2 separate regions of the Homo sapiens genome follow, and region 1 is linked to region 2. The links are chromatin loops, found by intact Hi-C in ENCODE. Cell type or tissue: B cell. All regions are shown on one strand. Links, peaks and the distances in the headings refer to the core of each region. The heading gives the core; the rest is flanking DNA.

The links. Peaks named below come from ENCODE experiments on the same cell type or tissue, not always from the same donor. Only the 100,000 strongest peaks of a DNase experiment are listed, where the experiment ranks them.
Region 1: a loop joins it to region 2, with 6 times the contacts of the local background. A loop is called at or near these places in 3 of 110 quality-filtered maps.

The regions. Positions count from the first base shown.
Region 1 is chr13:34,934,384-34,949,677 of GRCh38, forward strand. It overlaps NBEA (neurobeachin), which reads left to right and starts at 7,887. Exons shown (of 59, transcript NM_001385012.1): 1 at 7,887-8,731. The coding sequence starts at 8,438. It overlaps LOC124903231 (a long non-coding RNA gene), which reads right to left and starts at 7,807. Exons shown (of 2, transcript XR_007063908.1): 1 at 7,757-7,807; 2 at 6,938-7,319. RefSeq lists enhancers at 551-1,060, 7,469-7,578 and silencers at 7,749-7,818, 8,259-8,378, 9,438-9,527. In B cell, for the core only: a CTCF peak has its summit at 8,091; DNase peaks (open chromatin) are centred at 7,918 and 8,858; H3K4me3 peaks cover 2,247 bases; H3K27ac peaks cover 998 bases; H3K27me3 peaks cover 751 bases.
Region 2 is chr13:33,810,782-33,826,075 of GRCh38, forward strand. RFC3 (replication factor C subunit 3) reads left to right here and starts at 7,368. Exons shown (of 9, transcript NM_002915.4): 1 at 7,368-7,484; 2 at 10,351-10,488; 3 at 13,136-13,203; 4 at 15,008-15,105. The coding sequence starts at 7,398. In B cell, for the core only: no CTCF peak of the experiment used is centred there; a DNase peak (open chromatin) is centred at 7,340; H3K4me3 peaks cover 1,910 bases; H3K27ac peaks cover 1,043 bases.

The DNA.
Region 1 (15,294 bases), core at 4,947-12,946, 1.1 Mb after region 2:
TAAAAAATAATTTGTTTATTCCAAGTGATTTTTGTCCAGGATTAAAATGATTTCCAGGAAATAGAAAGGCTAATAGCATTTTCTGAACCTTTCTAGGCATAGATAAGAGATATAAGACCAGATTGGCTCCAGATATCATTTCTTGGTGGGGCGCTTTCAAATATACATACAAAAAATGATGATGTTAATTTTAAATGACCTTTCCTGGTCTCATTAGTATCTTCTGTCTGGTCCATTTGGTAGAAATTAGTAATGGCTTTGGTCTGGGTCCCAGTATAGGCAGTGTGGGATAGGAGTAGAGCTGTGGCTTCAGCCAGTCACAACTAGGATCAAATCCTAATTGTGTCACTTCCTTAAGTGTGACTTCACAAAACTGACTGAACCTCTCTTTAGACCAGTGTCCTAGTATGGGGATAATAACTTACTTGAAGAACTATGGTAAGGATTTAGAAATAACACATATAAAAGTGTGTGGCAGAAAAGAGATAATCAGTGTGTGACAGCTACAATTTTAAACAATTAAGCAGCCAGTAAAAATTAAATAAACTCCTTTCTTTAACATACTTTTCTTTCTCTAGCCTATGTATACCAACTACAATGGCAACTATGGTAAAATAGATGTCTGCGCAAAACTAAAAGAAATTTACTGCTCAAAGTTTGTTAGTGTGAAAACATTTTTTATATAGTTTTTCTTTCTTTTTGAATTTCACTGAAGGAGTTGTGTAGTTGACTACATATATTAACATGAATTTCTTACTCTTGGCAAAGGAGGCAGAGAAGAGGGAAACTATTTAAGTGAAAATTTGTCAACCTATGCTATCTGAAAGAAAAATATTTTTTTAAAAGTGGAATTGGGTACAGTGTTTTAGATCACTTTCTTTTTTTTCTTTTTTTTGAGACGACATCTCACTTTGTCGCCCAGGCTGGAGTGCAGGGACCCGATCTTGGCTCACTGCAATCTCCACCTCCCGGGTTCGCGCCATTCTCCTGCCTCAGCCTCCCAAGTAGCTGGGACTACAGGCGCCGGCCACCACGCCCTGCTAATTTTTTGTTTTTCATTTTTTGTATTTTTTAGTAGAGATGGGTTTCACTGTGCTAGCCAGGATGGTCTCAATCTCCTGACCTCGTGATCCGCCTGCCTCGGCCTCCAAAAGTGCTGGGATTACAGGCGTAAGCCACCGCGCCTTGCCTTAGATCACTTTCATCTGGGTGGGAACATGAATATATTCATGAAAACGGCACTTCCACTGGCAAGAACTTCAGTAGGGGAGATGAGAAGGATAGGGCTGTGGACAGAAGCAAGAAAATGAGTAAGGCACTAAAGGAGGAAAGCACAGTACATTAATTGGGGATAGAGAGAAATTCATGTTGGCTGAAGCCCTGTTTTCCCACCTGGGGACTTCGGAATTATTCAAAGTGATCCATGAATACTTACATACATCAGGTATTGTTTGTGGACAGAATAAAAGTTAAACACATGCAGGTGAATTCGTTTCTTAGGGCTGCAGTAACAAAGCACCGCAAACTACAGGGCTTAAAACAACAGAAATTTATTCTGTCATCGTTCTGGAAGCCAGAAATCAGAAAACAAGGCATCAGCAGGCTCATGCTGTCTCTGGAGGCTCTAGAGAAGAATCCTGCCTTGCCTCTTCCTCGCTTCTGGTGGTTCCCGCAATCCTTTGCTTTTCTCAGCTTGCAGCTGCTTAACTCCAATCTCTGCCTATATCTTTACATAGCCTCCTTCCCTGTCTTTACATCATCTTCCCTCTGTGTGTCTCCTCTCTTTTTATGAGGACATGGACATATTTGGTGAAGGGCCCACTCCACTCCATTATCTCATCTTAAGGTCACATTCACAGGTACTTGAGGTTAGAACCTGGATGTATCTTTTTGGTGGACACAATTCAACCCAAAATGGTGTGTATATGTATTTCAAATATATGTAGATGTGTGATTTTTTAAGTGAAAATTATTTAAATAGCATTATTAACTTGAAAGTAGCAGTTCATCACTGTAAATTTTCTCAATTAATGGATATTAAAGGAATACATCTGTCAGGTAGGAGTCTAACAGTCTATAATTTTTTTAATGATAAAAAGAGTTGTACACACTGAGAAGGGTTGGGATCTGTGGTATAGGGTTCCTGTGGAAGAGAATGAGATAAAACTAGCAAATAAGCTAAAGTATGAAGTGTCTTTGGTACCGATAGGACTTAATTTCTTAGGCAAAGAGAATTACTGGTGATGTTTTCACAGATGCAGTGCATGTATGTAGAAGCTATTGTGATGAATACAGTAAAATCCTGGACCACTAATCTGTCCATCAAGGTGGAACGTTAGGAAGACTACCATGTAAGGATGAACTGGAGAAGAGTGAGTGTGGAAACAAGGAGACCAGGTATGAAGTGACTAGAATCTAAATCAGGATGACTGCAGTGAGAATGAAAAAAATGAGATGAATGCTAGACCCACTCCCACGAAGAATGGGCAGAGGTATGACAATTTAATGGTGAATAAGTATGTGTGCATGGTGCATTTGTATGCATATTTATGTGATGTTTACGGGTACATGTTTGCATTAGGCTGCTTGTATGATATCTAGTTCATTTATGATTCCAGAATACTTATTATTTCAGTACCATTTGACATTTTAAAATTACTTGCTGATAATTTTCCATGTCTCAACACAATCTTTTCCTAAATGAAAGATTCAGAATCACTCATTTCAATTAGTTTAATTTTTGGCATACAAATATGTATTGGTTGGTAAGCTTCAACATTTTAACCATTCCCAAATTGGGTCAACTTAGGATACAAATATAGAATTTCTATTTTGTGTTTGTGTTCCCTCTTTAAGAGGAAAATTAGTGGAGCAAAAAAGGTAAAAGAAGTAGTGGTAGTTGGAAGAAACTGACATTTAAGTTTGATGAAGAAATTCTAAATAGACACCTAGAGAGGCTAAATGAATTCAAGTCCCCAAGGCAGGACAAATTGCATCCACTGATCCTAAAACAATCTGAAAACTAGATCACTGAACAACTCTCAATGGTCTTTGAGGAGTCATAGAGAACTAGGAGTGCCAGAGGATTGAAGTGCTAAAGGCAGGGTGAGGTTAATTCTCGAAAATCCATAGCAAGTAGCTTAATATCTCCAAAGCAAGTAATAATACTTCACATCAATATATTTTCATTTAATTTTGCTCAGATACAGAAACAGAGAGTATCCAGACTGCAGCTAGACAGTTGTCAAGGTCCCTTACGGTATCCTTTGGTAAAGCCAGAGGAATATGTGTGCTAGTTATCAGCACACTATGGTAGCTAATTTATTATTGAAGGAGTATGCTAAACAGGTGCTTATAAACAACTTAAATCAGTTTTCAAACTTTTTGACTACAATTTGCAGTAAGAAATACATATTACATCATTACCTAGTAAACATACATATGTATTTTTATGTACGTGTGTGTAATTAAAGCAGATCTTATAAAATGGTACTTACCCTTACAAAATAGATTTTGAAATTTCTCATTATGTGTGTTTCTATTCATTTCATTTAAAAAAAACCCTGTTGGTTGCAACCCACTAAATCAATTTCATGACTCCCTATTAGGATGGGACCCACAGTTTGAAAAACGTGAATTGATTCAAGCAGAGTGATACTGGTGACTGCTGAGCTGTTTTCATCCTGTTCAATCAACATTTGAATGGAGGTATAGAAGGAATGCTCCCAAATTTACACATAGACTAATAAGACAATAAATTATTTGCATGATATAATCAGGATTAAGAAATTCCTAGCAGATGAAATTTAATGGATAATTAAATAGAAAATTTGTATTAAATAATCTTTTTTTTTTGTTTTGAAACAGAGTCTTGGTTTCTTGCCCAGGCTAGAGTGCAGTGGCATGATCTCTGCTCACTGCAACTTCTGCTTCCCGGGTTCAACTGATCCTCCTGCCTCAGCCTCCTGAGTAGCTGGAATTACAGGTGGCCACCACCACACCTGGCTAGTTTTTGTATTTTTAGTAGAGATGGGGTTTCACCGTGTTTTCCAGGCTGATCTTCAACACCTGACCTCAAGTGACCCACCTGCCTTGGCCTCCCGAAGTGTTGGGATTACAAGCATGGACCACCATGCCTGGCCTTAAAATAAAATTTAAATTTAAATTGATATGTTCAATTTTGTACTTATATCTCAAAATCTACATGTAAAGCTACAAATTGTAGATATGCTGCTGCTAAAAAAACAGTAATAACAAAAGAAAACGCCTTAGTTTTTCAGGTCGATAATTATTTCATGCAGAAGCTATTGTGATTAATAAAGTAAAACTCTTTATTAATCCTAATTAATCCTGATGGTCTAATCTGTCCATCAAGATGGACCTTTACGAAGATTACCCATGTAAGGATGGACTGGAGAAGAGTGAGTGTGGAAAAGAGGAGACCAGGTATGAAGTGACTGGGATCTGAATCAGGGTGGCTGCAGTGAGGATGAAAAAAGTGGGATGAATGCGAGACCTATTACCAGGAAGAATGGGCAGATCTGTAACTAATTTAATGGTGATAATAATTTCAATATGAGAGGAGAATGGAACCAAAATTATTTGAGAACCTACTACGTGCCAAATGTGAATCATTACTACATTACACGAATCATTAGTGTCATGTTAAGAAAAAAATCCAAAACCAAAACAAACCAAACAGATCTAATTTGATTTGGGGCAACATTAACAGGAGCTATATTGCTAAAGGTTGAGGGTGAGGTAAGAATTTCCCTCTGTTTTATACAGGTCTAAACCCACATTGAATTTGGAGTATTCTGTTCAGATAAAGTTTAGAGGAAAGCAAGAAATGTGTTCTTTAAAGAACAGGTGAAGGAAACGGGAATAGTGTGGAGAACGGCTGTTTCCATCCATTCATTTTTGAACATATTTATTCAATGTAAATTATGTCAGGCAAGGTAGGTGCAAAAAAAAAAAAAACCCAAAAATAATGACACAAAATAACTGTGGGTATTTTCCGGCAGCCAATGAAGGGAAACATTATTGATTGCCACTTACTACTACATTAAGTACGTTAAATGTATTAGCTCCTTTAATCCTATAAAGTAGTATTATCATCCTTACTTTGGGTTGAGTAAACTGAAGCTTTGAAGCTAAAGTCATTTTCCCAACATCACACATATAAGTGGTGGTGGAACTAGAATCTAAATCCAGCTTCCATTGAATCTGGGGCATGACTTCTCAACCTCTCTGCAATATTGCTTCCTGAAACTCAGATTCACAGGTTTCTTATCTTTGAATGATTGTCCTTAGGAAGTATGGGTATGCAAAAATGCATACAAAATTAATATTCACCACATAAAATATATTTTTTAATCTGGAGATTTAAAAATATACATATTGGGTATCTTCTATTATTATGTAGCTTTTCTTTCAAAATATTGTTAATGTAAATGTAAAGTTATTTGCACATTTTCCGGGAAAAGGTTTTGTAGGCCAAAAAGAAATAGACCTGTTGACTTTTCTGAACTTTATGCTTTTGGGATGGTATGGAAGACATATAACTGTGCAATTATGCAGACTTGTATGTGGTTATAATTGGTATTACATGTGTTTATAGGTCATGCAACACACATGCCTGTATACTAAGGACACAAAGACACATTGACTATATGCTAGCTGCTCAGCTGAAATTATTTTATGGAATTCTTACTTCCCTATGAAACACATATTATCATTCCTACTTAAGGAACCAGGAGACTGAAACTCAAATAGCTTGAGTAGACTGCAAAGGTAGTAAGTTGTAACTATGACTCAAAGAATCATGCACTTTCCACAGTATCATAGCGCCTGCGAGGAGCTGATTGTCTACTGGAGAAAGATTTTTAATTGGTAAGCTCTTTTAAATATCTCTGAAATTGAATTAAGTAGGCAAAAGAAGTGGAGTTTTCCTACTTAGAAATGGTGATATTATCTTTACCCACTCACTATCTTCACTAAGAAAAATGAGCAGAAAAATACAACCAACTGCATATACATACTACTTAAGAAAAAATACAAGAAAAATCAAAATGGAAATGTTAAAAATGATGTTAAGCTATTCATTCAGAAAGGAAATAGAAAGTTCAGGTTGTCACTGTCTCTCAAAGTACTCATGCAAGAAGTCTAAAAATAGCAAAAGGTAGAACCTGCTGCCATATAGATATATGCACAGTGGGTAAAAAAACTTAGTGTGACAACCTTTCAGTCTAGATTTATGTATTTTACAAAGATATCATTTTAAATTTGCAAATGAAACAGTACTCTTAAAAGCAGATGATACTCACTTGGGACAGACAAAAATGTAGTAGAAGGATATAAACGTTACAGGATTTTTCAATTATATAGTATATCTCAAGTCATACTATTATGACTTGTATGTTTTGTAAATTTCCCGTACAGTTTCAAGCATTCTAGCATTTTATAATTCAATTGCCATTTAATTTAAATGGACATGCTAGTTACCACTGCTTTCAGAAGTGTTTGCTTAACTACTTTAACAATTCAATCACTTTGGTGCAAGTTTAAACAAACAGACATGCAACCAAGAATTCATCCTAAGTACTGGTTTTGAGGAACTTTTTTATAACCTGTGGTACTTAGAATTTTACCGTGTTCCCATATCCTGGGAGTTAACTTGACTGGCAGGTCCAATTAAATATGAATAATAACAAAACTGATTATGGTGGATTTGTATATTGACCTTTTTCATTTGAGAGGACAATTAAAACGATCTGAATATACCTCAAGATACCTAATATTTCTGGTGACTTGCAATAATCTTTATTGAAAAGGGAAGACCTCATGAAATATTAAAGAAAATTATATCATTCCTTTCAAGGAACAGTCATGCCTATTTAGTTTTAATTCAATACTAACAGCAAGATTACTGTGTACATTTTAATTTTTAAAAATTAAAGGTTTATTTTTTGTCTCGTATCTGTGCAGACATAGATATGTACTTTTCTCACAGACAAGGCTGGCAGTGAGAATCACCCATGTTTTTAGATAATTTCGAAAGTCCTCTGAATTGTACGTGCCTGTGAAAAAAGGAAACATTAATAATTGGCATCATACCTGAGGATTGTCAGGATTTTGAAAGTGTGGGATTTGTCGTTCCCACCAAACTACCCCACAGTGTCACACACTGCAGTCTTTTTAGGCTGGGAGGCGAGTTCAAGAGCTGTTTGTTGTTCCGAGCTTGATCCAGAGAGGATCACTGTTTGACAAGTTCTATTTTAAGTCGTGCCTGAGTGTGCAGGTGTCAGCCTCTTTCATGGCTGTAGAAAAAGCACCATTACACTCCGTCTGTATTCTTCCCCCGACAATGCAGGATCGCCCCCCCGCCCCCCCGCGCGTTTGTTTCTGCTTTGCCAGCCACTTTTTCTTTGGGAAATTCTAGGGAGGGCAGGCGGACAGGACTGCGAGGAAGGGCGAGGAGGGGCAGAAAGAGGTCGTCTGCCACTCCCCTACCTTACAAGGCACGTGGCACTGGCAGTAGCAGCAGCTGGATGCAACAACTGAGATGAGGAACCTCCTCCCAGCAAGAGGATATTGAGAGAAGGAGGAGGTGGCAGCGAAGGCAAGACATGCACACTGTGTCCTTCCCCAAAGGGAGAATCCGCCCTCAAGGGAAAAACCACAAGGAAGCCACTACCCGCCCCGCCTCTGCCAGCTTGCCCCAGTGTCTGGCAGCAGTCCCCATGCACCTGCTCACCTGTCTATCCGTTCGGGGTGGTTGGGGGAGGGACGAGGGGTGTCGGGGTGGGTGGGTGGGAAGAGAAGGAGGGCAGGGCAAAAGAGGGGGTGCACCGAGGGCTCCGCCCCCCCGGAGGCTGTGCGCAGGCGCAGTGGCTGCTACCGCAGGCAGGGGGCGGCAACATGGCGGAGTGAGCGGCGGCGTCGGGGCTTCACAACAACAGTGGTGGCCGTAGCAGCGGCGGCAGCAGCGTCAATAGCATCGGCCACAGCCTGAGCTTCAGCACCGGCCAGCGTCGTGGCCAGCTGCTCGCGTCCTCGGGCTTCTCGGAGCGGCTGCAGCATCTCCGCGGGGGGCGGGCCGGGCCGGACAGACCGGGAGAGGGAGAGAGCAGAGGCAGCGGCGGCGGCAGCGGCAGCGGCAGCGGCACACCTGCTGGGCGGGCACAGCCGCTTGCCCGGCAGCGGTTAGCGGTACCGCCACCGCCGAGAATAAGCCTGCGGATCCCCCGCCGCCTCCGCGGGGGAGAGCGCCGGAGCGGGCCGGGCTGAGGCGCAGGCGGGGAGCGGGCCCGGCGCCGCGGCGCTGGTGGATGCTGGGGCTCCGAGGCGACGGCCGGGGGGCGGGGGCCGAGGCAGGTATAACGGTACCGGCGGCGGCAGCGCCGCTGCTCTTCCCTTCTCCTCAGGAGGGGGGCCAATGGCTAGCGAGAAGCCGGGCCCGGGCCCGGGGCTCGAGCCTCAGCCCGTGGGGCTCATTGCCGTCGGGGCCGCTGGCGGAGGCGGCGGGGGCAGCGGTGGTGGCGGCACCGGGGGCAGCGGGATGGGGGAGCTAAGGGGGGCGTCCGGCTCCGGCTCGGTGATGCTCCCCGCGGGGATGATTAACCCTTCGGTGCCGATCCGCAACATCCGGATGAAATTCGCAGTGTTGATTGGACTCATACAGGTCGGAGAGGTCAGCAACAGGGACATCGTGGAGACGGTGCTCAACCTGGTAAGGAAAAGGCGTGCTCTCAATCTGCTTCCCCAGTCCCCACATACACCGTCCCCAGCGCCTTTCCCTCCCACCCTTCACCCCCAGGGTCACACGCGCCGCGCGTCCCTGGGAGCGCAGAGCGTTCAGCCGGTATTGCCCAGCGGGTGACCTGCCTGCGCGCTGCTAGAGCCACGCCACCTCCCTCCTCTCCTCTTTCTGGTCCTCTCCTGCCACCTGAGCGCAGTGCCCAACTTAACACCGCTTCTTCTCACTTTTTAGGACCGCGAGTAACCCAGTACCCGCGGTGAAGGTTTTGGGTCGACTTTAGAGTTTAGTTAGGAGGTGAGGAGGCCTCCTGTTCTCTGGGGTTCTTTTTCTCACACTTAATTGTCCTTGGTGTCGCTCTCCGAGGATGACAGCCTTGCCCCTGGAGCCTAAATTCCCCCGTGCTGCTGAAATGTGAGAAGCGCATTAGCTTCCAACTTGAGCAGCTGGGGTGTGATGTTTTCGAAGGAGACAGAAAATGATGCAGTTTTGCATCTGTCTTTAAATATTCCAAGGCCATGATGGAGAGTGTTGTGTCTGTATCCATCCCCCTCCATCTCAGAAGCAGCCGTCCCTTCTTTGTAATATTGCCCTGAATATACTGATCTCTTAGTCATTTTTTGTGCACACAAGGTGTGTGAGGACACCAAATCACACAGGTTGATTTCTGTGGTTACTTTCAGTAGTGTGGCATGTGGGTAAAGACTAAAGGAAAGGTTTTAAACGCAGCCCTAGGTTTTGGTTCCTTTCATGGTAAGAAAGAGTTACTGCAGAAGTGTGTATGACTTAATGTTTTGCGCTATCTACAGAGAGGCTCAGAAGCGTTTAAGATGTCAGGGAAAGAAATGGAAAGAAGGAGAGGAGAATCATACATTGAGGATAATTAACAGTAGTTCATATTTAGTGCTTTGTAAATGGAGGTTTTGTTTTGTTTTGTTTTGTTTTTAAATGCAGCCAAGCTTTTTAAACAGTTTTCTCTGCAATAGATCTAGTCTTTGACATACTGTAAGGTTGGGCTTTGGGAGGCAAGACATAAATCGAGAGCAATCAGTTGAGTATTGTATTTGGTGTGGGGTCACAGGAATATAACAATATGCTTACAGGGGTACTTTGTAACACCCATGCAGTCATTTTTCAGCTAAGCAATTATTTTTACTTACTCTATTGGAAAACTGAGAGAAAGCTGCAGCTACATCAGTGGTGTCCTGAGACATGCATTAGATAATGTCTACGGTTTATGAACCTCGTAAATGCACAGAAAAGTTGAAGCTGTTTTTTTCCTTTTGCTAGTGTGTCAGGTCAAAGGAGATTATCTGTCTTTGTTATATTCATTGCTGTTTAAAACAAAACACCTCTTTTTACTTTTTTGTACCTTTCAAATAAATCATCATGAAAAGTCAGTGTAAGTTTGAGGGAATGTCACTAAGTTGATATAACCAAGTTCTTTTCAGAACACTACTAGAAATACAGTTTTCTTGAGTTTTAATTTTAACTAGCTGCAAATAAGAGGTCAGTACTTGCCATTTCTTTTTAAAAGAAGATAAATCTCAAACTGTTAGTATGTTAGCAGGTAACTGTATTTCTGTAATTTAAAGGAACACATTTTTAGTTGCAGTTTTGATCTAACCAATATCATTTTTAAGTTAGATTATATTAGGCTATTTTAGTAAGTATTCCTATGCTTACTTAATACATTTTAACCTGGTAAGAGGCAGTAGAGCTTTCACAACCTGGAAACTGATTTGAATGTATAACCAGTTTGGACTCTGCAGCAGTAGCAATGTGTGCTGAATCAGTTCTTAACAGATGGGGTTTTTTAGATATACGGTAGACTAAGAAAGGAAGTGAAATGTTTCTCTTGAGATAAAAAAGAAATTTAACTCTTCAGAGCAATGAAAATCTGACATGAAGTTTCAGTATGCAGACGTTATTTTAGAGAACTTTACCATTAAGCTTAGAGTCACTAGAAATAAAGTAATACTGAGATAGTATATCCCCAAATCTACCTAAGATTTTGTAACTGCAATGATATTTGGAATTTAAAGAGTTAGGTTTAAAATTTCTTTGTATGTATTTAAAGAATGCAATAGATTTTTAAATAGAAACTTTTGGAGAAAAGAATAAATGACAAAAGGAGCTGTTTATTACTAAGTTGTTAATTATATTAATTGTGGAGTATAAATTAGTCATTTGAAGTGTAATTTTCTTGAACTGTAGATTTAGGGCTTTATTGTCCAATACACTCATGAAAATGTCATATGAAAATTTAAGTGGATTCTCAAAAATATGTGGAAGTCATGGGCATTTAAAAAACTGATTATCAAACTTAATTCTATTTATTTAGTAAGTAAACCAATAAAATTCATATAGGACACTCAGTGACTCGTTAGAGTTTGGAAACCTTTAATATTAAATCTAAAATGATTTTTTAAAATTTTCAGTTTTAGTTTAACACATTAAATAAAAATGTAAGGTGAAATAGTGAAATACCTATTACTGTGCCCTGAATGACAGAAAAGAAAGGAGAACTAATGAAACTTCAAAAAAAAGAGGAGTTTCTACCTTAAACAATACCTTTGTCTCAGTCGCCTTTGTCAGTATATTTTTCTTTCTTTTTCCTGTTTATTTTTTCTTCCTATGTAAGGATACTCATAAATACTTGGTTTTTAGGTGCTGTTTCTCACATGCCTTGGCCAAAGAATTAAAAGCTGGGCAGAGTGAAGTTTTAAGCATGCACTAAAGTGTAGGACTTCTTCAACAGAGCGGTGGCTGTAATTTTTCTGCTTTGTTTCCCAAAGGTCTAGAGACCTATTTTTACTACTAGGTGGATTGTGGGAGTTTGGTGAGGAATCACCAATGTGATATGATATAAAATTAGTCATTTTTATTAGAGATGTATGTATTTTGTATAATGATGTTATAGTTGACTTAAAACAGTGAAATATGGAATGGATAATGTTAGGAAGGTAGGTAAATTAGTTTGTGAATAAAGTTACAGTCAGAGTGCATTGTCAAGGATTTTGCATTGTAGCTCTACTAATGAAAGAAACTGATCGTTAACAAAGTTTGGCTTCTGGAGGAATTATTTAAAGTGGCAATATAAGAGAATTTAACTACAGAGAAGAGATTTTGTTGATTGTTTTCAGTTGTAAAACTGGCGTACTACCTAATCTATTACTTCTTTTGTAAACACACTTAACATATGTTTATATAAGCTTTATCCATATTTGAAGTAAAAGCTATGTAAGTATCGTGTTATTGTTGCTTATAACATGGAAGTTTCTTTTATAAACATAAATTTCTAGAAAAATATGTTTATAATAGAGGATTAATATTTACTTAGTGAAAGAATTCATAATTTTTTTGGAATGGCTTTCTTATGTGTATAGTATAATTCTATGATTATAATTATGGAATTTAATTATAGACAAATTTTTTATGAATAACTGAATTCATGAAATTTTTTCATGAAATTTTTTCATGGATTTGTAGTTTTTTTTCATGAGTTACAGTGAGTTATATCAGTGTGTCCAGTTGTAGAAAATGATATTTCCTCTGATTTTTTTTTTTTTTTACATTCTAAGTGGCATGCTGTTGGCTGAACTGGAAGCCTAATAAGATGCTTTGAAGGGATTTGTGGTTTACCAAATTTCTCTCATCTTGGCTTATGGATCATGGTATTTTTGTTAAAAGGGTAACTTTAAGGTTTTTTTTTTTTTTGTACTTGAATATGGCAGTAACTCTTCTTCCTTAGAGTTTTTTTAAATTTGCAGCTTGATAGTCATAATTTTCATTTTAAAGATATTTAGAATTTTACAAACAAGGTGTCTTCTGCATTTGAATTATATTTATTTAAAAAATATACAGTTGCATCTTAGAATCATGGAGGTCCTTAATACTAATAAAACCACATTTATATTAAAATAATTTCCTGCATTTTAATTTATGTTGATATATAAGCCTTTTCATATTAATTTGAGTTGTATTTTATTCTCATGATTGGGTATGGAAAATAAAATTCAGGATTCATATGTAAATGCTCGAGGTTTCAATATCTTAAGGAGTTTTGAGATTTTCCTTAGAAATATTAATTTAGTCACATAATGACACTAAGGCAGCAAATATTCTGTGGTCAGTCAACGATCAAGTTATATTAATTTTAAATAAATGTTTTGTGTATTGCTAGCTGCTTTTTGGTAAATACTATGCTGCTAATTAAAAATATCTCAAGGTTCTTTATTCTTTTGCTATACTTTTCCCAAACAGTGTGAAATAATTTATTGGGTCTAACAGACCCAGTGCCCGTTTTGTGTCACTGGTATAGCTGTATTATAAAATTCAGTCACCTGCATTTTTTTTTTAACTATATACTGAACATATTGTTATGCATTAGTTCCAGGTTTTCCATTTCTTGTCTTTATACAATGTCAGCATATCTCTTTGGCATCACATATCACCCTGTAGCATTGCAGTTATTTATGTGTGTTTCCCTTCCTAGGCTGTGAACTCCATGAGGGCAGGAATTGATTTTATGTATATTTATTTTTTGTATTTCTAGGCCTTGGATAAGTTAAGTGCGTTTGTAGTGTGCAGGACACTGTATTAGGCAGTAATGATTATGGTCAGTTTCTGAAGTTATGTTCAACATTACGGTCCAGACTTAGGATCCTGAAATAAACTCATATATAAAGTCAACTCATATAAACTTTATGTATTTCTTATTCCTCAAACTAGAAATATGTGTTCAATGTGTATGATATTACCTGACTGTGTAGGCATTACTGCATATGTAGATGTTATTTTGAACTGGCATCTGTTAGTAAGTTCGAATCTGGTAAAAACTTTTCAGTAAACTTTTATGTATAATCAAATATAATCACATAACAAGGTCATGTTGTTAACAAAGAAAATACGTAATGCATTGAAGAGAAATTGTAGAAAATATTGTTAGCATTTGTCATATTGCCAAGAATAGTGGACATCTCTTGTTTTTGTGTGTCTGGCGTACATGTCACCTCTTTGTAGTGGTACCTCAGTTTTCCTTTGATGACTCACTTATTCCCCATTTGTAGTTCAGCTGGTTTAGGTGGGTCTACCCCACTGCCTGCCTTGAGGGTCAGACATCTAACCTAGGTGTGGCAAGAATTGTGGTGATTGGTTCAGGGACAAACATTTAACCCAAGGGTAGCGAGCCAGAGTAGGTTCCAGGAATTGTGCTGGAAGGCTTTCTGATGGGGATGCTGAATGTGTAAATTCTTAAGAGTTGTAGGTCCCTGTCTTAGAATTTGATCAGGTGTAAAGCAAACAACCTCATGATTCTGTTGGAGAACCTAGAGTTCTTTATGTCTGTGGTGATTATCTTCTAACCATTAAATTATCTCCTTTAAAATTTACTATTGTTATTTATTTCAAATCAGTGTAAGTTGGGTTTTTTGTCACTTGTAAATAGAAGGAATCCCCAGTAACATAGACATTAGTATCTGGAAATGACACATTGTAGGAAACAGACCTTAGATTTTGAAATGGAGTGGAAGGCAGTGAGAACTTTGTGGTCCTCTAGCAGTTCCGTTTTACAGAGCAGCTGTTTAAATTGTCACCTGTGTTATCTTTGTCAATGGAACTACTGAGGTTGGAATTTTAGGGATGTTGGAATGTTTTGGTCACTTTTTGGGGTCTTTGATACAATGTCTTTTAAGAGAGCAGTTAACTTCGGTCCAAGTTAGCATGCTTGAAAGCAAAGCAGAAAGAAAATGTAGCCTTTCCAAGGCAGAGAGGCTCTTTCTGCCTGTAGCTGCCATCCAAGATAGCAGAGAATTAGAATATTAAAGCTTTGTAGGTCATAAAGGCCTAAGTTTTTACCCCGTGCTAAAGTTGGCAAGAGGAAAGCCAAGAGTTTAAATGAGAACCAAATAAAGTTCTGTCTGATAAGCTTCTCCCAAGCCTCGCATGCAGTATACGCCAGCCTTCTGACCAAAGTAACAGTAATCCAGTTGTGAAGAGCTTTAAAATAGGATGCAACCAGGGAGCAAGTGATAGAATAGCTGTGCCTCCTCACCCAGTTTATTGTTTCACATTGCTTCAAGGAAGATCATTAAGCTGACGGTTAAGGGGATAAGAGTACTGGGAAGGCCTATTGCTATGAGACTGAAACTTAAAAGCTGACAAGATCCTGACAGGATCTCCTGTTTTGGTTGCGAATTCAACTCCTTTTACTTAAGTAAATTGACGAAAAACTTACCAAAGTTTAAGGAAGCCATACTTCTAGAGAAACCTCAAGCCTGGTAAACAAAGGCCTGCATTCTTTTACTTCTAAGGCAATTCTAAGCTCCAGCAGTGTAGCTGCTAGAAGGAAAATCTGCGTTATGGAGGCTAATAAGTGAGATCTTCTGAGATATAGTGGTAGTGAATGTGTTCATTTTGGCCGACCCAAGGAATTCCATTAGCAAGGACAGGGAATTCTTGTTACTCTGACCAATGATATATGGTTTATGCTTTGAAATTAGTTATCATGGTGTTTCTTTAACCTTCTCCAGTCT
Region 2 (15,294 bases), core at 2,792-10,791:
CTGCAGGTTAAAATATAAATATAAAGTGCCGGGCACAGTGGCTCATGCCTGTAATCCCAACACTTTGGGAGGCCGAGGCAGGTGGATCACTTGAGGTCAAGAGTTCAAGACCAATCTGGCCAACATGGCAAAATCCCGTCTCTACTAAAAATAAAAAATTAGCTGGGCATGGTGGTGCATGCCTGTAATCCCAGCTACTCTGGAGGCTGAGGCAGGAGAATCATTTGAATCTGGGAGACAGAGGTTGCAGTGAGCTGAGATCGTGCCACTGCACTCCAGCCTGGGCAACACAGGGAGACTTTGTCTCAAAAAATAGAAAATAAATTAAAAAATATAAATATAGATAAATATATACCTGTCTCTTTTTTCTCCTTCAATTTTTCCGTAACGAACATTTGTTGCCTTATAACCAGAAAAAAAGTAGAACAATTTCCAACTCGAGTATTGTAGAAAAAGCAGCAAATGTAACTTGGAGGTGGTTACTCACTGTCTGGCATTAGCCATTAACACAAGTAATAGTTAAATATTTGTCAGTCAGGGACTTGCACAGTGGCTCAGTGGTGAGACAGTGGACTAAAAAGTCAAGTGGGAATGGTCCTATTATGCTCATGTTGCTGTGATTCTGTCAAATCCCAAATGACTCCATTTCTCCATATCTGTGTTCTCATCCTACTAGATTTCAGTTTGAATGCCTAGAGTAAAAATTCATATCATTTAATTATTAATAGAGATCTAAGTTAAAGTTCTTTTGTTATTGGTACGTGAAACTTACTATTATTTCTATTTTCAGTGTTAAGCACATTACTAGGCCTCAGCTGTCTAGTAATCGGGAGGTGAGTGAATGGCTTTTTCCTGTCCAGTTTACCCACGGAATAAACAAAGATCCATCTAAATCAAGCCAGATTGTTCCATAACACTGAAAGGCTGAAGTATTTCAGAATATAAGTTAGTGGTAATAATAATAAAGAAACATTTCATTAAAAAAGGATGCAGAAGATATATGGGAATCAGAAAAATCATCAAATAATTGACTAGTCAATGAGCTGCTGATTATAATAAAAGCATTATGCTTCTAAAATTATCAAGTTTACAATAAAATTAGCATTGTAATTATTAATTTCTAAGAGAAAGAAATCAAATTATATATTTGTAAAAAAGTGATTGAAATAATATTTGATGGTCCTTCATCTTAGACCAATTGTCTACACGTCCCATTTGCTAAAACTAGCATTTATTGGTATAGCTATTCCATTTTATAGAAATATCTAAAAAATTGGAATGTTAAGCAATTGTTAAAGATCCTGGGCAAGGTAGGAGTTTCACATAAAAGTGTGAATATTTTAAAGAACTGGATATTCTTTTCGGCAAAGGCACAGAGAATAATAGCAAAGTGATAGTGTGAGAGCTTGAAGGGCACGTAGAGGTTATCTAGAGCCACCTTGCATTTTGCAGATGAGTCCTTTCAGACCTAGTGGAAAAAGGGACTGGCCCAAAGTTAATCAAAGAGGCAAGGACAAAGCCTGGGCCAGGGTGGAAACTTCTCCTGAGTCCAGGCAGAGAGATTTTTATTACAAAATCCCACGCAAAATCCCTGGGAAAACTGCTCAGAGTTTTAGAATTGTAGAATGTTGAAGCTGGGAAAAAATGGCTAAATCCTGTTACATTACCTGTGAGGTAACATGAGGAAACTCCAAAGGAAGACCAGAAAATCCTTACTAAAACCTAGAAGAGTGCCCGACATGTCTCTTCATTGGCCTGCCACCCCATCTCCTCCTTCCTCCTCCATGGGCACTGCTCTCAGGTCCTGCAAGTCTTAAGGTAGAAGTCCAGCCACTTCCCCATTCAGAACTATGCTGTTTTTGGTCCTTTATCCTAAGATACACTCTCCATCTCTCCTTCTGGCCTATTCTACTGCTCCAGCCTCATTCTAAGTGTTACTTCCTCAAAAAAATCTTTCCTGACTTCCTTGAATAGGTAGGTGAGTCCTCTAGAAATCTTGTTATGAACATTGAAATAAATAACTTTAATATGTGTGGTAGTAGAGACTAGTATTTTCATGGGATTCACATTGAATTAATCTTTTTTAAAAATTTTTTACTTACCTTTCACTTTTATCAAAGTAAAAGAGTCAAAACTTTCCACAAGTCTTGTTGTAAAAAATGACATCCTCTGCCCCTGGTCTCTGCCCTGACACTTCATGTCTGCTTCCCAGAGAAAACACGTTCTTATTTATTTATTTATTTATTTATTTATTTATTTTTGAGACGAAGTCTCACTCTGTCACCCAGGCTGGAATGCAGTGGCACGATCTTGGCTCACTGCAGCCTCTGCCTCCTGGGTTTAAGCGATTCTCCTGCCTCAGCCTCCTGAGTAGCTGGGATTACAGGCGCCCGCCACCACGTCTGGCTAATTTTTTATTCTTAGTAGAGACAGGGTTTCACCATGTTGGCCAGGCTGGTCTTGAACTCCTGACCTCAGGTGATCCACCTGCCTCGGCCTCACAAAGTGCTGGAATTACAGGCGTGAGCCACTGCACCCGGCCCAGAAAACACTTTCAACTCTTTTTGTGTGCGTGTGTATGTGCGTGTGTGCATGCACACATGTGTATTCTGGCATCAATTCCATGTTTCTTAATAACATGCTAATACTACTACTTCTTGATTTTGCTTGTTTAGCTGTCAATTTCCTTCTGTGGAGATGAGGTCTCACCTCTCATACAATTCCATTCTCACAACTGTACACACTTCCTTTCCTCTCATTTCCCCCTATTTTTATATTATAATTTCTTCATAGGGAAATACACAATTTTTTTTTTTTTTTTGAAACCGAGTCTTGCTCTGTCACCCAGGCTGGAGTGCAGTGGCATGATCTCGGCTCACTGCAACCTCCACCGGGTTCAAGTGATACACCGGGTTCAAGTGATACTCCTGCCTCTGCCTCCTGAGTAGCTGGAATTACAGGCATACGGCACCTTGCCTGGCTAATTTTTGTGTTTTTAGTAGAGACAGGGTTGCACCATGTTGGTCAGGCTGGTCTCAAATTCCTGGCCTCCCAAAGTGCTAGGATTACAGATGTAAGCCACCATGCCCAGCCCATAATGTTTACATTATTTGGATTATGTAAATATTATTCACAGTTGAGCATATTTTAATGCTATAAAATTTCCTTTCTCATGTATTATCTATTCCTTATGTAGTTAGCCCTCCATATATCCCAGTTCCACATCCACAGATTCAACCGAACATAGATTGAAAATATTCAGAAAACAACAACAAAAAATAACAAACCAACAATAAATAATACAAATAAAAAACAATAACAACTATTTACATAGCATTTTCTTTACATTACTTATTGTAAGTAATTTAGAGATAATTTAAAGTATACAAGATGATGTGTGTAGACTATATGCAGATACTACATCATTTTATATAAGGAATTTGAACATCCATGGATTTGGTGATCTGTAGAGGTTCTGGAATCAATTCCTCATTAACACGGAGGAACAACTCTGTACCTTTTATGTACTCTGCTATTAGTAATTGTCTTGTTTTGTCTTTGACTTAGTGTTTAACACACACCTTGCTAATTTATTACTAAACTCTTTTCTATAGGAGTAAATCTCATCTCAGTATGTGCAAGCATATCAGGTATTAATTTTATCTTCTTGAAGACAGTAATCCTCCTGCTTCTGCCTGGACTGGTGGTTTTCCAAGCTTGTTCTGTCTTTGTCGCCTGGGTCATCCTCTCACTTTGCTCCACTGTGGGATCTCCCGTGTTCAAGGTTTGTCTCTCACAGGCCATAGATTAGTCATATTTCAAACATCAAGATGATAATAACATCAGCGATGAGAGAAACAAAGCCCCGAAGGAATAAAGACCCTATCTTTTTACCCCTAGGATATTTAATCACATTTTGTGTTTTTAAAGTTTTAATTGTTTTTTCATGCCATTTCACTTAAAATAAAATTTCCTTTTAAATGCCTATGAATGAGTATTTTCAGTTTTAACATATTACCTTTTAAGAAGGTAGCAAGGGTAATTGAAGATGTGTTAAATATATATCACAGTTAAATCATACAGAAAGTAAAGTGTTTTTTTTTTGGTTTTAGAATTGTAGTTGCGTATATAAAAGCATCAGTAAAATAGGTGGTTTGTAATATGCTCAAGTGGAACAATTTATGTTTTATGATTTTGAAGATCAACAAGGTGAAATCCACAAAGTTCAGACATGGACTTAACTCCCTGTAACTAGCCATACCAAACAGAAACTCAGCCAAGATTTCTGCAACATTAACAAGCTGATTCTAACATTTATATGAAAATGCAGAGGACAAAAACTGGCAAAGATAATCTTGAATAAGAATAGAAGTCAAACTACCAGAAACCAAGACCTATTATAAGGCTATAGTAATCAAGACAGTCTGGTACCTGTGCATAGATAGACAAATAGATTGATGGAACAAAACAGGGAGTTCGGCAACAAATCCACACATACAAGGTCACATGATTTATGACAAGGTGACCCTACAGTACAGTGAATAAAGGTCTTTTTAATAAACACTGCTGGTGTAACTGGATATCCACATGGAAAAAAATGTACCTTGACCTTTTAGACTTTTTTTTTTGTATGGAGGCATACAAAAAAAAAATTCCAGTGGATTTAAAATCTAAATGTGAGAGCAAAACCATAAAACTTGAAGAAAAACTCACAGAAGAACATCTTCAAGACTTTGGAGTAGGTAAAGATTTTGTAAAACAGTACAAGCTGAACTATATTTAACTTAAGAACTATTTATCAAAAGACACCATTAACAGAGATTAAAGCCAAGCCACATGTAGGAAAAAGATTATTTAAAATACATGCATGAAAAGGAAAGAAATTAATAAGAAAAAGACAAACAATCTAATAAAAATAGGCAAAATATTTGAATAGTCACTTTACAAAAGAATATTCTAATAATTAATAAGATGCTCAACATCATTTATCATTAGGGAAATTAAAATCATAATGAGATTTCTCTGTAAACCTGCCAGAATGACTAAAATTTAAAAAGGTTGTTGGTTGGTGAAGATGTGGAGAAATTGGAATCTTTTTGCATTGCTCATGGGAATGTAAAGTGGTGCAGCCACTGTGGAAAACGGTATGGCAGTTACTCAAAAAATTAAACTTACAATTACTATATGATTGCCGGGCGTGGTGGCTCGCTACTGTAATCCCAGCACTTTGGGAGGCCGAGGCAGCTGGCTTGCCTGAGCTCAGGAGTTCGAGACCAGCCTGGTCAACATGGTAAAACCCTGTCTCTACTAAAAATACAAAAAATTAGCTGGGCGTGGTGGTGCACAACTGTAACCCTAGCTACATGGGAGGCTGAGGTGGGAGGATCGCTTGAACCCAGGAGGTGGAGGTTGCAGTGAGCCGAGATCGCATCACTGCACTCCAGCCTGGGAGACAGACTGGGACTCCATCTCAAGAAAAAAAAAAAGAGCTAAGATACCTGAGGGCCAGAGTCATTAAACATTAAAGTGATTGCAGCTGTAGTTTACCAACCCCGAGGACTTTACTTCCTCTGTAGCAATTTCTCATATCCTATATATTCAAGAGTCTGGAGTAAAATTGCTAGATAAATACAGGGCCCTGGTTACATTTGAATTTCAGATAAAGGCTGATTTTTTTTCTCATATAAGTATGTCCCTGGCAATATTTATTACAATTTCAAATATTGCCAGGGACATACTTATATGAGAAAAAAAATCATTTGTAATAAATTTTGCCATAGACATATGAAAAAGCTTCTGAAATTCAAATTTAACTGGACTTCCTGGGTCACCACACTATTTCTCCTTCCTCAGAACCCCCAACAATATTGAAGCACATGTCTTCATGTGCTTCAATGGTAGAGACATGTCTTCACGGTAGAGACCATCAACCACTGCTCCTTATTGAAGTTGTCTGTCATGCCTGTGGTCACTCTTGCCAAATTATTGATCATTCTAGCACTTGGTTCTTCTCTTTATTCCTCTCAGTACTTATTTCCATTATCATTCATTATGATTATGATATACACATAGACCACAATTCAGTATCCCTGCTTCTGATTTCCTTTACCTTCTCATTTCAAACACTTCCTCCATTTCAATTCCAAAGGAGAGAAGCATAAAGAAGATGAAGCTTTTTTGCAATATTAAATAGGGTGGTCAGGGAAGCCTCAGTGAGGAGATAATACTTGAGCCAACATCCTGAAGGAAATGAGGGACCCAACTCTGCTGACTGGAGAAACATAGTCCAGGAAGAGGAAACAGTAATTGCAAAGGCCCTGAGGCAGAAGCCTTCCAGGCTTATTATAGAAAGTTTCTCGAGAACAGGGATTAAATCTTATACTTGGTGGTGTGGATAATACCTTACCTGCAGGAGTAATTCATGTAATATGACGATTCATAGAAGAACATGATAAATTATTGATTAATAAATGAGTAAGAGGCACCTTGGTGAAAGGTTATTAAGTATATTTGGAAATCATTTCCTGCCTGTAAGACCTTGCAATCAAATGGCAGGACTTAGGGTTCTTAATAATACATAAAATAAAAGCATAAATTAAATAAGGAATTAATATTATGTACAATGAGTAAAGTGCATTTTGAGAGGCACTATTTGAAGAGAACTTCAAAAGTTGCATATCAACTTCATATGCAGAATATTTTTCTGAGGGGTTCAGATGCTTCTACACATTTTAATTGGAGGGCTTTCAAATATTCTAGACTTAGAATGCATATTAACCTCGTGTCTTCTCCCCTACAGACCACATTTGGGTAGTTTTTCCATGCTCTTGATTCTTTTGTTTCTAATCCAATAAGAATATTGAGGAATAGAGGTAACAAAGGATAGTGAAGATCAGACATTTTCAAGCGATTCATCCAATGAAGCTTTACTGGGTACCTGCCAAGTGAGTGAAACCCTGAGATGTATATATTCTAGTGCCGAGGACAGAGTTCCACACCTAGCAGATATTTAGTAAATTTTTGTTGAATGAATTAAGTGAATGAAAGAATGAATAAATGAAAGGAACGGTCTTCTCTGAGGTATCTGGATGTGACGCCAAAAGGGTCAGAACCACATTTTCAATTCCGCTTGATAATTTCTAGAATATAATAGACGGTGCGAACAAAGAGAAAATAAATAAAGCAGTGAACTTCAGAACTAGAGGGCATCGACGCGGCAGCTGATTTTGTCTGCACACGGCCCCCGTAGCCTTTCCGTCCAAAATCATTTACGCGGCCGCGACCGGTAGTGACGTCACGAGATTTGGAGCTCGCGGGAAAACTTGTCTCTGCGTTGTGGGGAGGACGCGCGCTCGCGCGGGATTTTCAAGCGTAGGCCCCCGGGAACTCGAGCTGCCATGAGCCTCTGGGTGGACAAGTATCGGCCCTGCTCCTTGGGACGGCTGGACTATCACAAGGAGCAGGCGGCCCAGCTGCGGAACCTGGTGAGTCTGCGGGGGCCGGGAGCGTGGGAGAGGGGAGGCCCCCCGGCTCGGGGTTTCGCGCCCCCCTGAGGAGCAGTGCTTCTCCCGCCCGCATTGGAAGGTGATAAGTGCTATGGAGAAAAATAACACAGGGAAGGGGGAAGAGGTGTGGGAGGCTGGCTTGTATTTTTAAACAAGAAAAGCTCCACTGAGAAGTGGCATCTGAGCCGAGACTTGAAGGAAATTGAAAAGTCATAAATACAGAAATCCGAGCAAAGAGTGGAACAGGTAAGAGGGGACAGCAAGTGCAAAATTCCCGGGCAGGGATGTGCACGGCATGTTCTAAGAACCTCAGGAGGCCGGCGTAGCCGATAGTGGTGAACCAGCGGGAAGGGTAATCGGAGATGGGTGTATGTGTTGGGATGGAGTTGGAGTGCAGACCCAGTCAGTCTCAGAATAAGACGAGAAGCCGTTGGAGCATTTTGAGCGGAGATGACACCATGTGATTTACTTTCTAGCTGGCTTAAGATTTCTCGATGTCATTGTCATTTACAAGTAAAGTGTTGTAAATATGTATTTACTCCAAAGATCGTTTCTAATTCTCAAATAAATTGTATTAGGACGTTCCTGAGATTAGTTTTTTTTTTTTTTTTTTTTTTTTTTGAGACGGAGTTTAGCTGTTGTCGCCCAGGCTGGAATGCAATGGCGCGGTCTCGGCTCACTGCAACCTCCGCCTCACGGGTTCAAGCGATTCTCCTGCCTCAGCCTCCCGAGTAGCTGGGATTACAGGCGCCCGCCACCACGCACAGCTAATTTTTGTATTTTTCAGTAGAGACGGGGTTTCACCACGTTGGCCAGGCTGGTCTCGAACTCCTGACCTCAGGTGATCCGCCTGCCTCGGCCTCCCAAAGTGCTGGGATTACAGGCGTGGGCCACCGTGCGTGGCTGAGATTAGAGCTTTGTGAAAGATCCTCTCCCCTCTATCCTGATGCCTCTTTGTCTGTTGTAGTTGATAAAAGTGCCCAATGGCAATATTTTGTGAGAACGAACTGAATCTTCCAGGGAGTAGAGAGTAAAGAAGGATCTTTAGGAGAATAAAGTGTCTGTGGAAGACATTTATCCACTCCTTTTAAGGAACTCAAATTAATATATGATGCTGATGGAAACGTTTTTGCCCAATACCCTGGTTTTCCCTTCCGACCTTTCTTAGATTTACAGATACTATTTAATTAAGTGCGTCTTAAAAATAAGAAATAATAAGAAAAGATTGTACACGTAAAAATCATTAGACTAGTTGATAGTGTTGTGACATTGAAGGTTTTTTTTTGGTCTCTTTATTGATACTGCATGTATACTAATTTAAAATAAATTGATTACTGCAGTATCCATCATTTATAGACAAATTACATTTTCCGTCAATAGCTTTGTCTTCAGTTTTCCTAGTGATAGAATACATTTTATTTTCTGTGGCCACATTTTGTTGTACAGAATTTGGAATGTATATTTTGGACATGAATTTAATATAATGGTCTTATGTGTTAAATTTGCTTTTAAGAAATGTTCACCTGTTTACTCTTTTATTTGCAGCTTAATCAAACTATGAAACATTTAAAGCATAACCCTTATTTTTGATTAGATTGAAGTTGAAAAAACAAGGCAGTAAGTGTCTGTGGGACACTTGCCATTTTCCAGGCAGTATATTAGATTGAATAGTTCTTTTCCTTGGGACTTTTTAGTGACAGAGATGGATGAGTTTACAAAGTATTAAAATTCATTGCAATAAGCGCTTCTCTTAAGATACGTATTCCATTTTTTCAATAATGGTTATTTACAGAACTTCACCTTACAAGACTTTATGCTCCCGAGGCTAAGGTCTGTCACCCACTCATCTTTATAGCCTTCATAGCACTGGTTCCCAAACCAGACTGATCATCAGAAACACCCGAAAAGCTTTTGCAAAACTCATCATCAGCAGATACTGTTAGTGCCCTACCCAGTCCTCTTGCTTTTAAGTGCACACAGACTGACTTCTGACTTCTAACTTTGTACATCTGTACTTTGCCTGAGGGCTTTTCTCTCTGTGACACCCATAGTAGATTTGAAATGCCTGGAATTAATGCTCTTTCTTTTCCCCCATCCACTTTTCTAAGCAGGCTTCAAGAAAGAACTCATCAGAGATAATCATACGGCAGCTTCCCCACCCTTTGGGTGGGTTAACACTCTGGTGGGTGTTTATGTTGGCTTTAAGAGTTTCCCTAGCAGGATCAAACACAGATACCTAGAGCCATTCAACTTGACAACACACTCTTACTGGCTGCCTTCCTTTCCCTGTTTCGCATCCCCACTCTCCTATGAAGTTTTCCTTTATCTCACAAGTAACCTCCCAAAGAAACCAAATGCACTGAATTGTTATCACAGGGACTGTTTCTAATAGTCCGAAGTAAGAAAGGCCTGAATCTCAGAGTTACAGAATCCTAATCTCATGGATGATAGGGTCTGTTCATTAGTCAGTCCTTTATTTTAAAAAGTTTTCTAGGAGATTCTGATAGTCAGGTTTGGGAGTTCCCGCTTTCTAGCATTTAGTTTTGTATCTTGCATGTGCTGTCACGTATATAAGTTATACAAAATTAGTGTCAGGCGAATAGTAAACTTTTCAGCATATATATATTTATATATATATATATATATATAAAAGATACACAATATTTTGTGTATCTACCCATGAAACTCCAAGTTTTACACATATATAAAAAATTGGGTGTATCTACTCATGAACTGGGAGTTTCATGGGTAGACACATAAAATATTTGTTACTTAAAAAGTAGTTTGGTTCTACCTAGAGCAGTTCAGTTTGACTAGGGAAAAATGCCTTGTTCTTTTTTTTCAGGTGCAGTGTGGTGACTTTCCTCATCTGTTAGTGTACGGACCATCAGGTGCTGGAAAAAAGACAAGAATTATGTGTATTCTACGTGAACTTTATGGTGTTGGAGTGGAAAAATTGAGAATTGAACATCAGACCATCACAGTAAGCATTTCACTTTGAGGCCCTGAAAGTAATTTATAGCGGGGACTTTCAGTCTTGGTCATGTATGTCCCCCCAACTCAGTTGCTTCCTAATGTATGATTTAAATAAGAATTCCACAGGTAGTCTTGGGGCACAGGATTTGAGAGCTACTGATATGGATCTGTTATAACCAGAGCAAAGCCATTTATGTTAGATAGGAAATAAGAGCAACAGAGGGTTTGGGGTAAAATGTAGAGGGTGAGATTAATTTCAGATTACCTAATAAGACAATGTCTTAGCTGAAATTAGAACTCAGGTTTCCAGACTTCATTTTTCTGAGAGCAGTAGTGGGGATGGAAAGAAAGAGAATGATTTTGAGAAAAATGTTAAACATGGTATCAAGTGACTTGGTAAAGAGTGGGCAACTGACTGACTGGGAAAGGAGGCCTGCAACTCTGGGAAGTTGAGAGGCTTTCTGTGATCTTGCCCTTGCCAAGATGTCCAGCTGCATACCGTGTAGCACATTCTTATGCTCTTCCATTATGGATGATGTTTAAGATCTAGCTGAAATGTATCCTTCCTTTTCATACCCCATTAGAATTAACTTTTCTTCTACAACTTGTAGTTTGTACTTTTAATAGTACTTATTTTGTTTTGCTTTGGTTGTAGTAGTTTATACATCTTTTACTTTGAAAAGATTGTATTTGTTTTGACTGTATGTCGAGAACATATATTCATTTTCATATCCTTCATATCTTCTGGTAAAATGTCTTTACATATTAGGCATTGAAAAAATCATATGCTGAGTGTGGATGGTAGTGCTATAAACAGAATCTTCAGGAAGGTAACTGGGTTTTAGGCTAATGTTGATTAGCATATATTTAGATACATTGAGTTTGAGATGCTGGTTGTATGTTGTGGAAATTCGTATAAATATATAGGGACAAATTTAACAAAAATGGTGTGGATGTGTCAGAAGAAACTAATATCTTATAGAGGGACAATAAACAGCCAGTCAAATGGAATGTTGCAGCATCTTCCCAGATGGGTGGCTTAATATTTTAAATTATCTGTTTGCCCCAGGTGACACTATAAATTTCTATGAAATTCTAATTAAAATTCAAGTGGTTGTTACAATTGTATGAAATGATCTTAAAGTCCGTCCATATGGAACGGTACATTTCTGAGACTAGCTAAAGTAATTATGAAAAAAGATTAGTGAAGTAGGGCTTGTGTTAATGTGTAGTAAATCATATTGTATGTCTATTGTAAATAAAACAGTATTATATTGGCATGAAAATAGAGAATTAGACAAGTGAAACTGGAAAGAGAGCTTAGAAATGTGATAGAGGTGCTATTTCAAATCAGTGGAAGAGGATAAGCCAGCAGTGTGTCATCATAGCTAGTTATCTATCCAGAGAAAACGAAGTTGAGTCCCTATGACATACAATTTATAGAGATAAATTCCAGATGAATTAAAGACTTAAAATGAAACACTAAATATCTTCGATTAAAATTTTTTAGACTATATGAATTGCTCCTGGGTCAATAAAACCTTTTGTAGGAAAACATGGAAACTATAGAAGAAAAGTAGATACCTGGATATATGAATTTGAAAAATTGCTATGACAGAAATTATACATAAAATCAATAGAAAAAGATTGTCACAAAAATTTGAAAGGACTGTGTAAATAAGAGATTTTTACAAATTGGCAACAGAAAGACAATCTGGTAGAAAACTGAAAAATAGATTCTTCTGTAACAAATAGTCACAGGAGAAAAATATAAGAGGCATTAAACACATGTAAGGATGTTTGACCTTTGTGATAGTCAAGCAGTGTGAGTCTATTATATACTCACCAAACTGAAAAATTGAAAGGCATGATAAAACCTACTGTAGATGGGGAATGTTGGGGAAGAGTGTTGCCAGTGGAAAAGTGAATTGTTAAACTGTTTTATGAAGCAGACTGGTCAATACATACACACATACACACACATGTATTATATTAAAGTTAGAAAACACATTCCCTTCAATCCAGAAAACTGGGAATCTCTTACATAGAAATGAAAGCAGTATATGCAACATATGTACAGAGATATTAATTGTGGAATTGTTTGAGTTCAGAAAACAAAATGTCCATCAGTATGACCAGCTTTGCAACATCCATGCCATAGGTTGGTGTGTGACTATAACACTGTGCCAATTGTCTGAGAGGGATTGCCAAGATATATTAAGTAGGAAAAGCAAAACACAGAGACGTGTATGATTTCCTTTTTTTAATTTTTATTTTTTACAAGAAACATTGACACTCCATGAAAATACATTTGTGTATGTTTATTTTTGTGTTAACATGGGAAAGACTGAAAGGAACAGATCGTTTGCAATGATCTGTGTTTCAGATGGTATACAGATTTGGTTTGGGGATTTCTGGAGATAAGGAAAAGAAAAAAGTAGTCACAATGAAACAGGATGTGTGATTGACCCAATTTATATAAAAACATGTTTATCTGCACATTGAGAAAAGAGTGGGATTAACAAAGTTAAAACATGAATGGTGGTTATCTCAAGTTTTACTTTGTGTAATAAAAGGAAAACCAATGAAAATACAAAAGAGTGGGGAAATAGGCAATAAATAAATGTTAAAAATATCTTTTTCTTTGTCCACAGACTCCATCTAAAAAAAAAATTGAAATTAGCACCATTGCAAGTAACTACCACCTTGAAGTTAATCCTAGGTAAGTTACTACTATATAGAAATTAAGTATTTTTAAAGAAATTGGTTTTGGGCTTTCTTTTTTTAAAAGATTGAAACCCTTTTTTGAAATAAATTGATACGTGTGGAAGCACAGTTTATAAAACAGACTAAAGTGGAGCTGCCCTGCTTGAAATGGGAATCCTAGAGCCCTTCCTGTTTTGCCTTCTGTGTCAAATAATTTCAACAATGTATTTACCTTTTCTAGCTCTAGGGAGCTCATTGATGTACACACAGTACATTGTATTGTCAGTAAATTTTTGTTAATTATGTTGGCTCATTCATTACTGATGAGCAGTGTGTCTAAAAAGTTTACAGTGTTTGGAGTAAATATTTCAGAAATTGACTTTGGGTTGCCAAATCTTTCTTTGTCACTCTCTTTGTTTAAATTTCTTGATTAGAGGTATTATAATAGTTCACCAACCAATATCTTTATTCTCTATATCATGCAGTAATAAGAATTAGGAACTTGTTGGAGAGGCGTTGAAAATTCATGCAATAGCTATTAAGCATTAAGTGGTGTAGAAATGATTCTGGGAGCTAAATTGGGTAAGCTGCTATGATCTGTGGGGCTGTATGAGTTCTTAAAGGAGAACAGAATTGAGGATATTGTCAGTCATATTCAACATGGGCAGTGACATAGAGGCAAGAGTGAACATCCATTTCAGGGAGAGGGAGGAGACCGAATGGAGCAGGAGGAATACCATTACAAGCTAATGTGTATCTTGTTTTCAGTAGCAGGCACTTTGTGAGAAGCTTTACCTGTATTATTACATTTAATCCTTAAAACAACCCTAACAGATAGGTTTTATTATTTTCTCTAGGCATCTCAAAGAAAACTAAGAGAAATAAGGTTGTTGGGAATGGGTTTGATCAAAGAAACAAAGGGAATGTTAATTCCAGATACAAATGGAGAATGTTTTGGATTCTTGGCTAGGAAAATGATCGTAAGAGCAACACTGTAGGTATATTGATCTATAATAATAGTAGTGACTTGGGAAAACTTAGTGGCTCTTTGAGAAAATAAAGTTAACTGCTTTGACCTGTTTTTCTCATCGTGAGTTCTTCTGAAGCATAGATAAGCAATTGGAGAATAAGCCGATTGCTTTTGGGGTGATTGAAATTAACATTGAATCAGCCTAAATTGACTTCTCTTGGCTTGAGAGGTCTTTGACTGAAGTGCCAAAGCAATAATATTGGTGTAAATGACAGCTCAATACCTATAATAAGTCATCAGTTTACGGAGTTTTGACTTTGTGTCTTAAACTCAATTTGCTTATCTCATCGCTTTACTGAGTCTCTGAATCAGTTTCATTCTAGTGCTGGGAGCAGACTTCTCTTTGTTTGTTCTCTCTTAGATCTTTGCTATTTTGGGGATGTGGAAGAGGACTAGGGATTGAATTTCTGTTTCAAAGAGTTACGTTTTGTATTTTCAACAATTATAGATAGTTGAGAAATTAGCTATAATTAGGTATTAATTTTCTATAGTCGGTACAGAAGTGTCAAAGTATTTGCTAAACTGTTACCTAATTATTAGTAGTTGCTCTTTTTATGTTAACAGTAAACTTAATGTAACAACATATTTAGTGTTTTCAGTGATGTTAATCCAATTGGAATATTGTTAGTATTTTCAATGACCCTAAAACTTTTTACTTTTGAAGGGCTTATAATTATAGTTAAGTGATATTAATTTTGATTAAAATTTTGACCACTTAAGAACTTCACCATTTTTCTTATAATAACAATATTAAGGGCATACTATATACCATTATTTTTGTTTTGTGTAGTGATGCTGGAAATAGTGACCGAGTAGTCATTCAGGAGATGTTGAAAACAGTGGCACAATCACAACAACTTGAAACAAACTCTCAAAGGGATTTTAAAGGTAGGTGATCAAAAGACTTCTTTTTATGAAGCTGCCAAGCATTAGTGCTCTCTCTTTTTTTTGAGTTATGAAAGTGAACAGGAGAGAAGCCTGATCTCTGGGCTCATGGGAGTTTATAGTCTAATGGAATTGAATTTTATGTGAAAGAGGATTATTTGTGCCATCCATTTGATATTTTAGAACAAGATG